2 separate regions of the Homo sapiens genome follow, and region 2 is linked to region 1. A link is an interaction called in ENCODE POLR2A ChIA-PET data of the cell type or tissue named here. Cell type or tissue: A673. All regions are shown on one strand. Links, peaks and the distances in the headings refer to the core of each region. The heading gives the core; the rest is flanking DNA. Region 1 overlaps PLD1 (phospholipase D1). Region 2 overlaps PLD1 (phospholipase D1).

Region 1 (8,350 bases), core at 72-8,071:
TGATAATAAAGCAATGCATTCTTCTTCTTTTGGTCAAGGTATTGACTATTATAAACTCTAGCCATAAAGGGCAAAGGCGAATGAATCATTCCTTGGGGATGAAGGCATTTTCCAGGTTGTTATAGTGTAGGCTTATACAAAATGTGGGAAATATTTCTGCAAAATGAAAGCCAAAGGAAAAAAAAACCTGATGATGTTAATTCTGCAATTTAAAAAATACACTTTCAAAACATCCCATGCTTTAGTGCCTAGTGCCTTTAAATACCCTTGGGGAAATTACTTTTTGCTTAAAGAAAGGGACGGAAATTATTAATAGGAGAAGTAGAAAAACAGATGGCCTGGAGTTGCCTATGCAATGCAGTGTTTCTTATCTCTGGTGAACTCAGCTGACCCAAAGTTTCCATAGAATAAATTTCATAAAACATGACTTTTAAAAGATGAAAGTTCTGTCCTCTTTTCTAATTAGTTTTTTGTCAAGTAGAGCAGACATAACACTATAAACAGTAGAAATCTTTAGGAGCTTTAGATATTCAAACTACATGGGAAGACAATGAAAAGAAAATTTTTATAGTGGAAATCAGTGACTTTGTTTCTTAGCCAACTTTTCCTCCGATTGCTCAAGGGAGCATAGTGAAAATATTTTCTAAATGCAGCCAAGTTTGTCCACTGCCTGAAGACAGTTTAGCCCACCCCACCCCCCCAACCCAGGATGCTCACTAATGTTTTTGTCACTTGCCAAGGACTTCCCCAATACAATATATTAAGAAAATGTAAAGATGTAAAGTAAAGGATATAAAGAAATCACTTCCTCACCGTTTAAAAGCAGGCAGCATTGGGATATAAGAGCACAAAAGCTCATGTGCCTTTTTTTAAAATCCAATTTTGTTTGAAGCACATTTTTGAAGCTGAAGATACCTTCCCTGCAAGCCACTGTTGCCCACCACTTTGATAAGACTCATTTGATTTTCTGTGTAGAGATGTGATTATTCCTGTCATTTCTCAGTTCTGGACAACTTTCCCTTTTATTGGTCACTGACTGCAACTCTACATTGTGCCTTGTGATCCAGGACAGAAAATCAACCTGAAGACAAATTCTCCCATTAGTCTAAGTTTCATAGGAAATATCACAAGCTTCTAAGGTTGAGATACACAAAATTGCGTGTGGGGATTTGGCTGCCATAAGTATGATGCAGCTTATCTCACCTCTTAGCATAGCAAGTGCAGAACTGTGGAAAGCCCTGAGATGCTGATTTCTTTGAGTTGTGAACAGTCTGCCTCTGAAGATTGGCTTTTATTATTTTAAATGATGGCATTGCAGATCAGAAGGCCAAAGAAATAGGAGAAGTTCAACTTGGTTATTAATCAGATACATAAAATATTCTATTTTTTCTTAAGAAACAGCCATCATAAGAGATGTTTGCCATACGTTGGCTATAAGGCAGAGACAGTTCCTAAATTCCTCTCAGAATATCTGCACAATCAGATAGAAGAAAATAAAACATTCATTTTAATAAACCTTGTGGACCTCTGGGACCTGTTAATGCAAAAAACAAATATTATGTTTCAACCTCATACTTTGCAAAGCTAGTGTGTGGCTTTCAGAAACTAAATTATTTATGTGAAGCCATATTTATGTGCATATAAAATGTCAATTTGGAGTGATCCGAGTGTTAAAAAATTTATGAACAAAGTAATAATATGGTGGAATGAGATTAAGGAAGAGCAACTCCGCTAAATGTACCACCAAGAAATCAATCTTTAATTGTATTACTATTTCTTTAGGAAATTTTAAATATCGCTACCCACAGTTTAAAAATTACCAGCTCCAAGAAGTGGATGAAATGGAAATGAAGCACTGTTATCAGGCAATAACGTTTATTTGGCCATGGTGTTCACGAGGGACCTCGCCAGGGTTCAAGGGCCAAAAAAGTAAAGAGAAGTCACACTAGACACAGAAAAGGTAACCAGACAGGTATGCCAAGGGCAGTAAACAAGCGCATGCCAGCAAACAAGAGGTGGAAGCCAGGCCTGCAGGATCTTCCTCCTGAGCCCTACCGAGGCATTTACTAGCTTTCTCAAGTTAACTTAGATGTCTTGTAGACACTGTATCTTCAAGTGATCTAAACTTTAGCTTTCTGAATCAGCTCTTCCCAGTTTCTTCCACTATCAGAGTCACCTTCCGGACACCTTTTTTTTTTTTTTTTTTTTTTTTTGAAACAGAGTCTTGCTCTGTTGCCCAGGCTGGAGTGCAGTGGCACAATCTCGACTCACTGCAAGCTCCGCCTCCCGGGTTCACGCCATTCTCCTGCCTCAGCCTCCCGGGTAGCTGGGACTATAGGCGCCCGCCACCATGCCCGGCTAATTGTTTTGTATTTTTAGTAGAGACGGGGTCCGACACATTATTTTGATCAGACCACCCCTGCTTCCCCACACCGCCCTGCCCCGCACAGTACTGCCCCACTGTCTCCCATAAAGTCAAACCACTAGCTTGGCTCACAAAGCCTCTGCATCCCAGCTGCAACTAGCAGTTCCAGCTTAATCCCCCATCCGGCTATGCTAACACTCAGATGTGATGAACCACCCTACCGTGCCTGACAAAGTCTTTGGCACTGCTGTTTACATCTACTACACCTAGAAAGTTCTTCTTTCCCTTTTAAAAATGTTTGTCCATCCTAAATGCCCCACATCCTTCATGTTGTGTGGAGCTCCCCAACTGGACCTTTTCCATTGGGAAAGCCCAATGCTTTCCCTCTTGCCATTAAATCGGGGCATTGTTTCTGCATGCAACTGACACTTCTGCAGATTTTATAAGCTCCTTCAACTTAAGAATCATGGCTTTTATTTATGTACATCCTCATATGATTAGCCAAATGCCCTGCACATAGAAAACATTCAATAAATACATATTGATTGAAACCTAAAACAGTGAGGTGCTGATTAAATATTATAAGCAAAAATTTACTAGTATTAGTACAGATTGCTACGCAAGGCTGGAAAAATGTACTAAAATAGAATCTTGAGGGAAAATGGAAAAGATGCCATTTCATTGAGAGAAACATAGAGAAAGTTACTGCCCATTCAATAGGTAGAAAGTAGTCTGGTAAGGCTAGGACTGAGCCCAAGACATGAGTCCCTCAGCAAGTTCGCCACTGGCAAGGTTCAAATCTGATTCATGGTGGCATTCTTAGTGATTACCGTAGAAGCTGGCTCATAGGAGACAGTAACCGTATGATGAATTATTTAATAAATATGTGAATAATGTTTTCAGAATCAAAATGTCCAATTCTGTAACTGGAATTCTATTGATGAAACAAACTAGACTATCCATCAAAATGATGTTGTTTGGCAGAATGTGTTTCAAATAAATATTATCAATTTCTTTTGCTTTCAATATTAGCAGTGAGGTCTGACTATATTTGTGGATATCCCCAGAAATACTCAAGTAAATGCATGGGGAAAAGATACAGAAAGAAAAGGGGAAAGTGAATGGGGAAATAAAAAGTGGAATGCAGAGGATAGGAAAGAAGAAATGAGTGAAAGCTATGAGAAACAGAAAAATGCTAACCCCAATTATTTAGGCTCCACACGTTCTGCTAGCATGTTTAATGACAGAATAAAAAAAGGTTGGCCGGGAGCGGTGGCTCAAGCCTGTAATCCCAGCACTTTGGGAAGCCGAGGTGGGCAGATCACCTGAGGTCAGGAGTTCAAGACCAGCCTGGCCAATGTGGTGAAACCCCGTCTCTACTAAAAATACAAAAATACAAAAAAAAAAAAAAAAAAGCCAGGCATGGTGGTGGGCACTTGTAATCCCAGCTATTTGGGAGGCTGAGGCAGGAGAATTGCTTAAAGCTGGGAGGCAGAGGTTGCAGTGAGCCGAGACTGCACCATTGCACTCCAGCCTGGGCAACAAGAACAAAACCCCATCTCAAAAAAAAAAAAAAAAAAGGTTAAGACAGTTTCTGATAATAGCAAAAAGTTAGCACTTCCTAATTTGGACATGCTAAATAATAAATCCCAGATCTATTTTTAATTTAAACTGATTTAATTTTAAGGGCCTATTACATTAAAAAAATCACTAGAAATATGAATGCAGTCATTAGTGAGCCTAGGCTGCTTCAGTTATTTACTTTTTATACCTAAAAAGCACACATTCAATGTTCACCCAGAATGTACAGGGTCAACTCCACAGGAAACAGTTTCACATTTTTACCAGGAACTTTACCAAAACCAGAGAAAAAACACCACCAACTGTGACTATTCCTCCCCCTTTAATATTATTCTACACCACATTAGCCCCATCTAGCTGAAACCATTCTCCAGATGAGTTTTCCTTTTGCTTAAATGACAAAATAATGAATACAATTAAATGCTATGCTCCATTTCATCATTTATTATTCAATGATGAAATTTTATTATAATTTTTTTGCCTATAAAATTAGCTGCCCATAACTGATTCAAAAATAAGAATTAGAGATGCTAACATAATCCATGCTGTGAATTAGTCTAAAATATTTATGCACTCAAAAGCAATAGGAATAAAATAGAACCAAATGAACTGGAAAACATTAGTTATCCTACTTTTTGTCAAACTCTAAAGTGAAAAGTTATACGTGTGAAAGGCTTTGAAAAGAAAAGCATTTCAGAGACAACAGACAGTTAAAAAATTATATCAGCATTTTCTGGGAAAGTACATACTGCTTTTCGTTTAAGAATGCAGTCCAACCTCCAACGATTTCCCTCAACCACTGGGCGTTTCAGGAAGATTTCTGGACTCAGCCTGAAACAATGAAACCAAGATTTTAAGTAACTAAAACAAAATATAAAGTTCTGATTGTGTCATAGGAAGCAAAGGCAATTTCAGCCCAATTCAACCCCATTATCATCCTCCATTGTGATGGGTAATCCAAAGCTTTACTATGAGTCTAGGAACAACTTCGTATGGGAAAAATAGCCTTTAGCTATACAAAACATCAATCTTAGTTCTTTCTCTCTCTCTCTCTCTCTCCCCCCTCTTTAACTGTCTCTCATACCCACATGCTCACATATGCACACAGGTACTGTTGGTTGCCCACCCACAGCCAATCTCCAACTTCTTCCCTGCTCTCAGAGCCTCTCTCCCACCACAGACTGAATATTCTAGATACTTGCTTTCCCAGACTCCTGTGCAGCTAGAGCACAACGTGACACAATCCTGAACAATGAGATATATGAGGAGGTACACAGGGGCTTAATGGGAAAGTTTTTCCTCCCTGAAACACACACACAAACACACACACACACACACACTCTCTCTCTCTCTCTCCCTCTCCCTCTCTTTCGCTCTCTCTCCCTCCCTCTCTTTTGCTCTCTCTCCCTCTCTCTCAGAGAAAGCCCTGCCCACACTTCCAGCTTTGGGATGGATGTTGTATGGGAGTATGATGCTTACAGGGGTGCAGCAATATTGAAATTCTAAGGGGAAGACCATAACCCCAGAATCACTAAATCACTCTGCCAACCTCAGGATTGCCCAACTTTAGACTTAACATTAAATGTGAAAAATACATCCTCAGTGTTTAAGCCCTCTTTAGTTGAACATTCTGTTACCCCAAACTAAAAGCATTCTAATAGATACACAGACACATGACTTCCTATACAAAGAAGCAGCATCTGAGGGAACCTGGGGCTTTCTGGACAGGGGAGAAGGAAGGTCGGCTGATATATGAAATTTTTCCTAGGCTCTTCTCCTTCAGTAAGGCATAAGGCAGCTAAGGTAAGCTAAGCTTCACAAGGCAGCTAAGAGTACAATAGAGTCATTTTTCCCCTGGGGCTGGGTTCTAAAGTTAGTTTCTGAGTTAAACATGTACATGATGTAACTTCCCTGTAGTTAGAAAAAAGAAGCAGTAGAAAATACTCCTTTCTCCACTGAACTGCTAGACCTGAGGCAGCAGAGGTAGACTATGTCAGGATGAAAGCCTTATGGAATTCTGCACTGGAGTATTGCCCTCCCAGGCAGCCCTCTAAGCATGTGAAATCAACAGTGCTTTAAGGAGCTAAAGAGATTAAAAGAAATCAATTTTATGCTCTATTTCATTCAGTTAAAGAAAATAAAAACCCAGAGATAAAGTTTCTAAAGGAAACGTTATTGGGTAAAATAAATAAGGAAACAGACAAATGGAAGAGTTTGGACAGTGTAAGTCTTGCATATTTAATTGAGAGTAGGAAACAAACTCAAAGGTAATCTATGTCCAAACAAGCAAACAAACAAATAAAGCACAGCAATTGATCAGAAAAGATCAAAGAAGCATTAAAAGGAAATCTGTTTTAAAATAGTAAAATGCATTGCTGTGCACTGCTAGTTCACCAAAAGTGAGAGATAGCCAACAACATATATACAATTGCAATTTTTTGATGTGTACATTAAATATGGGCTCAAAGAGCTTCGGTATGGGGGAGACTTTTAATGTCATACTCTGCAATTAAGTATTTATCATCATTTATTTCATTTAATCCACAAACATGTGTACCCTTGTATGCTAAGCATTCTACAAGATACTTTGAAGAATCTTAAGATAGCTCTTGAGGAGCCCTCAATTTTGAGGATAATGCATAAAAAGAAAAAAAGATTTTGTTATATCATGCTATAAAAGTATAAACCATGGCTGCATGGCAAGAAGAAAGCAGCTATAACTTACCAAGCATTATTATGTAAGAATCTTTACTTACTTGTAAACAAAGTTATTGTTTAATATTACATTTCATTGGATCTAGGACACCAGTGACTGTAGGATGCATCGTTACTGCATGTACCACTAAGAAAGAAAACATCATGACAACTATAACTGTAAGAGCATAAGATGCATCCTGATTGCGGAGATATTAAGACGTACCTCTAAGTAAGTGTACCACTTAGAAGATTTAATGACTTTAAATGCTTACATGAGAAAGACAAAAAATTAAAAATTAATGATCAGACTTTCCTTTCTTAAAAGATAGAAAAAGAAGACATTAAACCCAAAGTAAGAAGATGGGGGAATAATAAATATAAGAGTAGAACTTGATGAAATACAAACCTGAAAAAATACAGAGAAAATTCAATGAAACTAGATGTTGACTCTTTGAAATATCAATAAAATTTGTGAACTTCTAGCAAGGCTAAAAATAAATGACAAAAAAATGATTGAAAGGATGGGCTCACATGTATAAACCCAGCACTTTGGGAGGCTAAAATGGGAGGATTGCATAAGCCCAGGAGTTTGAGACCAGCTTGGGCAACATAGCAAGACCCTGTCTCTACGAAAAAATTTAAAAAATTAGCCAGACATGGTGGCTCATGTCTGTAGTTCCAGCTACTCGGGGGGCTGAGGTAGGAGGATTGCTTGAACCTAGAAGGTTGAAGCTGCAGTGAGCCACGATCATGTCAGTGCACTTCAGCCTGGGCAACAAAGGAAGACCCTGTCTCAAAAAAAAAAAAGGAGTGAAAGACAGGTAATCACTATAGGGCCTAGAGGCATTATAATTATATTAAATGAATAATAACTATTAAAAATAACTGTATGCCAATATTTGTGGTAATTTAAATAAAATAAACATATTCCTTGAATAAAATATTTTCATAATGAAAATAAAAAGAAATTGAAACTGACTTCATAGCTATTGAAAAACTGAATTTGTAATTAAAACTTTCCTACAGGGAAAACTACAGACTTTGCCAACTTTACAGAATTTATTAAACATTTACAGAATTTATTAAATATTTGAATTTTATCAAATATTTAAGAAAGAAATGATGCTAGTACTACCTAAATTCTTTCAGTAAACAAAGGAGGAACACTTACTATCTTATTTAATGAGGTCAGCATTATCCTGATACTAAAACCAAATAAAGACAATGCAAGAAAACTAAAGAACATCCCTTATGATCACAGAAGTAAAAATATTTACCAAAAACACAGCAACTTAGAAAAATAATACTACATCATGATCAAGTGGGATTATCCTAAGATATAAGGTTGGTTTAAAAGTTGGAAATCAATCAGTGCAATTCACCACAGTAACAACAAAAAGGAGAAAAACGTTATTATTCAACAAATGCAGAAGAAATGATGAAATTCAATATCCATTAACAATAAATACTCCCAACAAATTAGAAATAGAAAAAAACTTCCGTAGTGTAATAAAGGGTACCTATAAAAAAATCTATCTCTAACATCACACATAACATAACAAAACTGCATGCTTTCCTCTTAAGATTAGAAACAAGGCATTCTCACCACTTTCATTCAACATTTTACTGGTGATACTAGCCAATGCAACAAGGCAAGAAAATAAAATATAAAGCATACAGATTAGAACAGAAGAAGTAAAACTGTCT
Region 2 (8,350 bases), core at 97-8,096, 78 kb before region 1:
AATAAGAACCAGGCATTGGTATACCACTCCATCCCTGTATCCATTGTTAATTTATATTTTTGTTTTGATCCATTTAAAAGCAAATTGCAGACATGAGGAAATATCCCCCTCTTTACTGGGGCAGCCCTTCAACTCCAGCCTCTCATCTGCCACAGTGAAGCCTGCTCTTTAAATCCTGAGACTCATGAGCTCGACTTAGTTTCTCCTCCTACCCACACTTGTTGATTGCCCCTGAACCTTCTTGTTCTGGTTTGGCAACATCCATCCTAGTGTTTCTGCTCTCATATGGAAGGAGTAGCTGCCTCTCCTCCAGCCAGTGATCTCTGGGAGGGCAGTGGCGCTGTTTTACTCACGTTTCGCATCTCTCTATTGTGCTTTGCAGTGGGTTAGTGAACATTAAAAACAACCGTTTCACTTAGTCATCAGGATAGGCTTAAAATCTACTTGAAGGGGAGCTTGGCTTTGTTTTGGAAACCAAATATATGTGTGTCTGGTTAAAGGCTAAAATTAAGATAGGTAAGAAAACTGGATTTGGTCACAGATTTCATGACCAGCAGGGTTACCCAGGGCCACAGGCAATTAAAGCTATGCACAAAAGAGATCTTCAGTGTGAGAAAACAAATATTTCCTCATGAGGAGTAAAATGAAGATAAATGGTCATTTTTCTTATGTCAGCTATTCAATCATTCTGGCATAAGTTTGCCATGGAAGAAAAATTAATCATACATTACTTAAACCTCCTTTAAATGTTTAAATACTTCCTTAACACCTATAAAATATTCTCAACCTAACTTCTCAAACTCGTCTCTGAGAATTTTAAACACTGTTTTCTGTGTTAGGAACTTAAATAGGGTGAATGTGTTAGAACAGTAACAATAAACCTGCTTATTCTTGAGTTTCCACCGAGATAAAAAGAACAAAAGAAACTCTGGATTTTTTCCTTGGGAGAAATCGATTCTCTAAGGCACTTGGGGAAGGAAAAAAGGAATCCAGCCTCCAAGGACTAGCAAGTAAGACCTCTTTAGACTCCCAGGGCCATATCCTCAGTTTCAAGAGAATGTGTAAGAATTGTGTGCAAAATTGATCAAGTATTGCTAAACAAAATAAATTGGAGTCTTTGAGTGTTTAGAGACTTTTCCAGAAAATAAGTCAATTAAAAACCTCAACAAATTTATTTAACTGTTAGCTCTGTTACCAAAAACTAATTTGTATTTATACTTCATGTAAAGTAAACGAGGCTGAAAGTCAAAATGACCTTTCAAAAAAATATTTACATCTGTCAGTTTTTACTTCAAGGCTTCTGAAATCTTGGTGAAGAAATATGTGGCTTTGTTTATTTTTCCATTTCAGCAAACATCAATAGTTTTTATTTCTTACTGTCATTGTCAAATTTAATTCCAAAGTATTCTGAGATTTGCTTTTGAAGAGCAAGTCAGAGTAGCTCAGGAGAAATAAATGAAATCTTGAGTATTAGGGCAAATGGGGGAATAAATAAACTCCTAAAGAGCTTTTATCCCTATAGGCCAGGAGATAAAAGAACAGTATTTTTTAAATGTGCTATACAAATATTAAAAGTGTGTATGTGTGTGTGTGTGTGTGTGTGTGTGTGTGTGTGTGTATCTCACCATACTGTGGTTTACACAGTTTCTGGCTATAGACGAGGAGATAAAGGAACAATATTATTTTAATGTGCTATACAAATATTAAAAGTGTGTGTGCGTGTGTGTGTGTGTGTGTGTATGTATCTCACCACACTGTGGTTTACACAGTTTCTGGCTTCAGAACTATGTTTCTTTTCTATTCAAATCATGTTCCAGATAAGACAGTTTTATTCTTCTCAGATATGAGATATGTTTTCTTTTCTCAGTGGAGAATAGAAAGCATATTTATTGTCCAAAATTTTCAAAACACTCCATGACATTTAGTTTCTTGAATAATAGGAAAGTATCTTATTATAGCTGATAAACTACATTTCATTTGAAACAGATGAGCAGAATTCCCATTAGTAGGACACATCATCTCTCTAAATAACATGACCCACACTGGTTACCTCATTTACCTGGTTGATTATTTATACTCTATCATCCTGGACTTCCAATACTCATTTTATATAATATTAATATTAGAAGTCAAAATAATTCAATGATGGAAGAATGAAGCTTTCTATGTATATAAAAGAATGAAGCTGAACATCTACCTCTCTTGTCAAGCTAATCTAATTTGGGTAGAATGTACAAGTTATTTAGGAGAGTAACTCTCCTGAATTTGTCAGTGGGAAGAGGCCTTTGGAAAAGTCTCCTGTGTATCCTTGACAAGAAATGACTGCAGACCTTAGTGCAGGGCTACATCCTATCATTAGTACACAATTCCCACTTCATCCATACACATCAACAAAGTTGGACTGCTCTACATCCTAATTAATGACATGGAAAACATGCATGTTAGGAAAAATAGTGGTAATGCATAGAGGCAGCAATATTTTACCATCCTTCTGATTTCGACTTTTGTACAACTTCAGATCTGTGGTAATGGTTAGGTGGATGTGGTATAAACACATACGAATTACCACAAGGTACTCACTTATGACACACTTTCCCTCCCCATTTATCCCCCACCAATCCCTGAAATCTGGGCACTTGGATTGTAAATAAAAATAAGGGGATAGCTGGGTGTGGTGGCTCGGGCCTGTAATCCCAGCACACGGGAGACTGAGGTAGAAGAATCATTTGAGACCAGCCTGGGAAACACAGCGAGACCCCCATCTCAAAAATAGTTTTAAAAATTAAAAAAAAAAGGGAGTAATAAAGAATTAGTGAAATCTGGCACATTATTGGACTGCTGGGTTAAACAGCTGCCTCTGGATTCTGCAATTTTCACGAAGTCCATTTAATTGCTCTGTACCTCTGATTCTTCACAGATAAAAATAGTTTAGTTCACAAAGAGATGATAAATGCTTGAAGTGATAGGTACTGCAATTGCCCTGATGTGATTGTTATACATTGTATGACTGTATCAAAACATCGTATGTACCCCATGAATATATACACCTATTCTGTACCTATAACAATTTCAACAACTGGGTTAGAAAGGATGTAAGAGAAGAGGATGGCTTCAGAAATGTTTTAGTTATGGTGTTACTGTCTGTTTCAAATGCAAAGGATGCTTAGGAGGAATAGCAGCAAACATTTTTGCATGGGGTAAGTCAACTGGCAAGGAATACAATTATAGACCATATACTGTACTTACCAATAATAACAGTGTTATCATCAGCAATTAACAACTTGCTGTGGACATAGATAAGCTCAGTTACTAGGTTTCCTTCGAGCTCTGCATGTGTTCTAAGACCACAGAATGATATGTAATTTATCCACTGATTACCAACTGCAAATTTAAAAAGAAATTATTAAAATTAATATGACCAAGCTCAATAAACGTACATTAAATCTTATTGTTTCTCAAAACATACTACTTAGACTGTTCAGAATAGATTGTATATTATATGTATATGTTTTCTATTTCAGAATTCATCCAGGATTTATTTTTGATATCTGAATTTCATATTGTCAGTCTGAATGGCTTTCTCTCTCTCTCTCTCTCTCTCTCTATATATATATATATATATATATATATTATATATATTTTTTTTTTAATTGAAGTGTTTTCTGTCTTCCCTTTGCTAAGGCAATCCAAAAAGCTATTCATATATGAACATTTTATTTTAATGATTTGATGAGTTAACTACTGAAGAGTGATGGTTAAAACTGAGCTGGAATAGATTAACCAAGACTTCAGTGTGACATTTGCTTCTATCCTGCTTGACACTTGCTGCAGTTTGAATCAGATGCAAGGTGTGTGCCAAACCACCTGATGCTACATCATTTGTAGCATATTCAGCGTGAAGCATCAGTTAAATTCTGCAGACTTTGGGTAAATAAAAATGTTGGCAATGAAAAACCACTCCTCCCTTTAGATCATTAAAATTAGGAAACAGAAGAATCCTTACTACATTAGACTTAGAATTTTCTTCAGAGCAAGCAGCACCAGGTTTGTACTTCAAAATATTGCCATCCCTCTAATCACATGGGGGCCATTCACATGATAAGAAGAAATACATTCCATACTAAGCCAAGTCATAATCATGACCCCTGTTGTGAGTGTTAGTCACAGGATTTTTATGGTCTTTCTCCCACACAGCAGTTGTCTTGGATAAGCAAGTCTGATACCAAGAATAAATGGAGTGGAACCAAACTATCACAAATTCTCATAGAAAGAGAGCATACATTTTTTTTTGTCTTTAAGAGAATTTGAAGCATACTAATAGAAGGGTGGCAGTTCATCTCCCATTTACTGAAGTTTCCATTTATTACTGATGGTTTCTATTTTGCTACTGATGTTATTCAGTGTTTCTATTAAGTTTGGGTATCTTGGAAAGAAATTCATTCATAGGTTATGTATAGAGATGCCTCCATTTAGAGATAGCTCTCCCCTCATATATATATGAGTGATGTTGTATAGCTGTGTTTGATGAGAGTTGAAATGTTGGTATACTAGTACACCATGTGTAAGAGATGCATTTCTAAAACGTTTCATGTAAATGAGGTTTTTGCAATTTATTCCCCCATTTGTTAATGTTATATTGGAAAGACACTTCATCTGAAGAATCACCTCCTTTTTTAAGTCTTTTCTGATCCATTTCCTTTTTTAAGCCCCTCAGACCTATAAAATTCCTGGAAAACATTTCTAAATAATGCCTAGTATCTTACAAACATTTATATAATCTTCAAGTTATTCTACTGTTGTACAGGAACTGGGTCTTACACATTTTTGTTTCTCATCCTTTCACAGTGCTAAAAAAAGCTAAATAAATGTATGAGTGGATAAATGAATATTCAGGTATCAGCTGAAACTAAAAAATATTTTACCTTTTAATTTCTCTGTATCATCTACTCTCCTACAGCTGGATCATGATCTAGAATTTATAAGTTTAAGATACAAAGCAGCTTTTCAAAGGAATCATGGAGCAGGACCTTTGCTAAAGTAAATATTTTTTTACAGTAATTTCCATTAAAATTCACATTGAACAATATAGTAGACCAGTGGTTCTCAGCATGCACAAAGACCACCTCTATGGAATTTGTTAAAAGCAGATTCCTGTGACTCTTCACAGAATTCTGATTCAGCGGAAATCAATTCAGTAAGTCCCCGAGGGGATATTGTTTCTGAATGACACTGCCATAGAGCTTTGATAATTATTTAAGATTAGTATACACTAAGAAAATAATACACCATGACCAAGTGAGATGCATTCCAGGATGCAAGTCTGCTCATATGAGGAAATCCATTATTAGACATTATATTGATCAATCTAGGGAGAAAAATAATATAATTATTTTAACAGATGCTGGAAAGCTTTTGACACAATTCAGTATCCACTCCTGATAAAAGCAATGAAGAAAGTAGGAAATGATGAATACTTTCTTAACATGCTGAAAATATATATAATATATGTATTATATATTTATATGCATATGTGGGTATAATATTTTCAATACTATTTAATATTGCCTTGGAAGTATCAGCCAATATAGTTGTATAAGAGAAATCATATAAAAAGTAAAGTCATCTTCACTTGCAGATACTGTGAAAACATACCTGAAGAATCAGTAATAAAATTATATCAAATAATAAAAATATTAAATATAATAACAGGATATAAATTAACATATAGAAATCAATAGCCTTTATATACACAAAACAATAACCACTTAGAGAATATAATCACAGACAAAGCCTCATTTAGAATGACAACAAAGAAAATAAAAGAGATAAACTTAATGGTTCACGTGCAAAACTTTTATAAAGAAAAAGTTAAAAAACTATCAAGACACAAGAGTAGACTTGAACAAATGGAAAGATTGCTCTTGTTCTGGGATAGAACAATTCACCATTAGAAATATGTCAACTCTTCCCAGGTTAATTTATAAATTTAATGTGATCTCATTACATTACATGAGATCGCATTAATGTAATGTAATATAAGGTAATGTAATGGTAAAAATGCCAACAAGTTCTCATGGAGTTAGATAACCTGTAGTTTGTATGGAAAAATAAACATGCAAGAATAAATTGAGAAAAATGGAAGAGAAAAGCTATGAGTCATTAGCCCTATCAGACTTTTTTTTTTTTTTTTTTTGAGATGGAGTCTCGCTCTGTCACCCAGGCTGGAGTGCAGTGGCGTGATCTCGACTCACTGCAAGCTCCGCCTCCCGGGTTCACGCCATTCTCCTGCTTCAGCCTCCCAAGTAGCTGGGACTACAGGCGCCCACCACCACGCCTTGCTAATTTTTTTTTTTTTTGCATTTTTAATAGAGACAGGGTTTCACCATGTTAGCCAGGATGGTCTCGACCTCCTGACCTCGTGATCCGCCCACCTCGGCCTCCCAAAGTGCTGGGATTACAGGCATGAGCCACCGTGCCAGGCCAGCCCTATCAGATATTAACACATACTATAAAGTCTGTATAATTAAAACAGTGCAGATCTAGCAGATAAATAGACAGATACACCAGTGAATGGGATAGAAAGTCCAAAAAGAGATGCAAATACATAAGGAAAATTTGTATATGATAAAGGAAACAGCTCAAATGATAAGGACAAGGCCTTTTCAATAAAAAGGTGCTAGTACAGTTCCATAGCCACCTGAAAAAGATAAAACTCCAAATTTTTTTTAACAAGAATAAACTCCAAATGGATCAGAGATAAAAATGTAAGCAAATGAAACCAGACAAGTGTTAGAAGAAAGCAAGGGTGAATTCCTCTATACTTCAAATGTAAGAAAGATTTTGTAAGTATCCAGAGGCAAAAAAAAAAAAAAAAAGATTTGTAAATTGGTTAGATTAAAAAAATAACAACACGTTTGCATGACACAAAACACGACAAGCAAAAAACAAAAGGCAGAAGACAAACTGGGAGAAAGTATTTTCAGTACATGTCACAGATAAAGAGGTGATAATCCTAACATATAAAGAACTCTAAATAATTGAAGGGAAAAGAAAATCAAAATCTTAATAGAAAAATGGGCAAAACACATGAATAGACAATTCACACACACAAAAGATACATTTGAAAAGATATCCATCTTGACTCATAATTATAGGAATGCAAATAAAAATGACGTTGAGAAACCATTTGTTATCTATAAGATTGGCAAAAAATAAAAAGTACGACAACATATTCTGTTAGTGAGAATGGGTTGAAGACAGACTCTCTCATATATTGGTGATGAAAATGCAAATTCATACAAATTTTTTGAAGGGTCATTTAGCAATATCTAACAAAGCTACCTATGTGTTTACCTCCTGACTCAGCAATCCCACTCTAGAAATTTATGCTAAATATATACCTTCAACAAATAAGAATATATGTATATATATTAATATATACACAGTTACCCATTGTATGTAGTTCCGTTAGAAGCATATAATGGTTGTTGAAGACAATCTAATTGCCCATTCATAACACAGTGATTGAATAAACGCAAATCCACATATGGAAGACTATGCAGTGTTACGAGAAATGAAGATCTCTGTGAATTAATAGGGAGTGATTTCCAGGATATTCTGTTAAATGGAAAAGGCAAGGTGAACAAGAGAATATGCAGTATATTTTTTTGTGAAAGAGATCAGGAGAAATAAGAAAATATACAACTATCTGAGCATTTTTCCAAGAAGAAACACAACAAGATTAACCTAGAAACTGATGAAATTGGTTACCAATAGGGGATGGATAAGTACAGGGTGAAAAAGATGGTTGGGGTAGAAACTGAAAGTATAGAGGAATGGCATTTATTTAAATATGTTTTTTGTATAGTTCTGGCTATTGGAAGCATAGTTCATGCATTCAAAAAAATAATCAAGAGAGATTTAAAAAAAAAACAAAACCCTGAGAGTTCCCCTTCCTAGTCAAAGAAAGGGGTGACAGATGGCACCTGGAAAATCGGGTCACTCCCACCCTAATACTGCGCTTTTCCAACAGGCTTAAAAAATGGCGCACCAGGAGATTATATCCCGCACATGGCTTGGAGGCTCCCACGCCCACGGAGTCTCGCTGATTGCTAGCACAGCAGTCTGAGATCAAACTGCAAGGTGGCAGCGAGGCTGGGGGAGGGGCGCCTGCCATTGCCCAGGCTTGCTTAGGTAAACAAAGCAGCCAGGAAGCTTGAACTGGGTGGAGCCCACCACAGCTCAAGGAGGCCTGCCTGCCTCTGTAGGCCCCACCTCTGGGGGCAGGGCACAGACAAACAAAAAGACAGCAGTAACCTCTGCAGACTTAAATGTCCCTGTCTGATAGCTT

The links. Peaks named below come from ENCODE experiments on the same cell type or tissue, not always from the same donor. Only the 100,000 strongest peaks of a DNase experiment are listed, where the experiment ranks them.
Region 2: POLR2A ChIA-PET joins it to region 1 with 10 read pairs; 4 of 35 experiments call an interaction of 5 or more read pairs at or near these places.

Annotation. Positions count from the first base shown.
Region 1 is chr3:171,695,050-171,703,399 of GRCh38, forward strand. PLD1 (phospholipase D1) reads right to left here. Exons shown (of 27, transcript NM_002662.5): 12 at 4,696-4,777. Among named protein-coding and RNA genes, the nearest start is that of PLD1, 110 kb to the right of the region's middle. In A673, for the core only: no CTCF peak of the experiment used is centred there; no DNase peak of the experiment used is centred there.
Region 2 is chr3:171,617,140-171,625,489 of GRCh38, forward strand. PLD1 (phospholipase D1) reads right to left here. Exons shown (of 27, transcript NM_002662.5): 24 at 3,247-3,381. Among named protein-coding and RNA genes, the nearest start is that of TNIK, 160 kb to the left of the region's middle. In A673, for the core only: no CTCF peak of the experiment used is centred there; DNase peaks (open chromatin) are centred at 4,152 and 5,202; H3K4me3 peaks cover 687 bases; H3K27ac peaks cover 1,019 bases.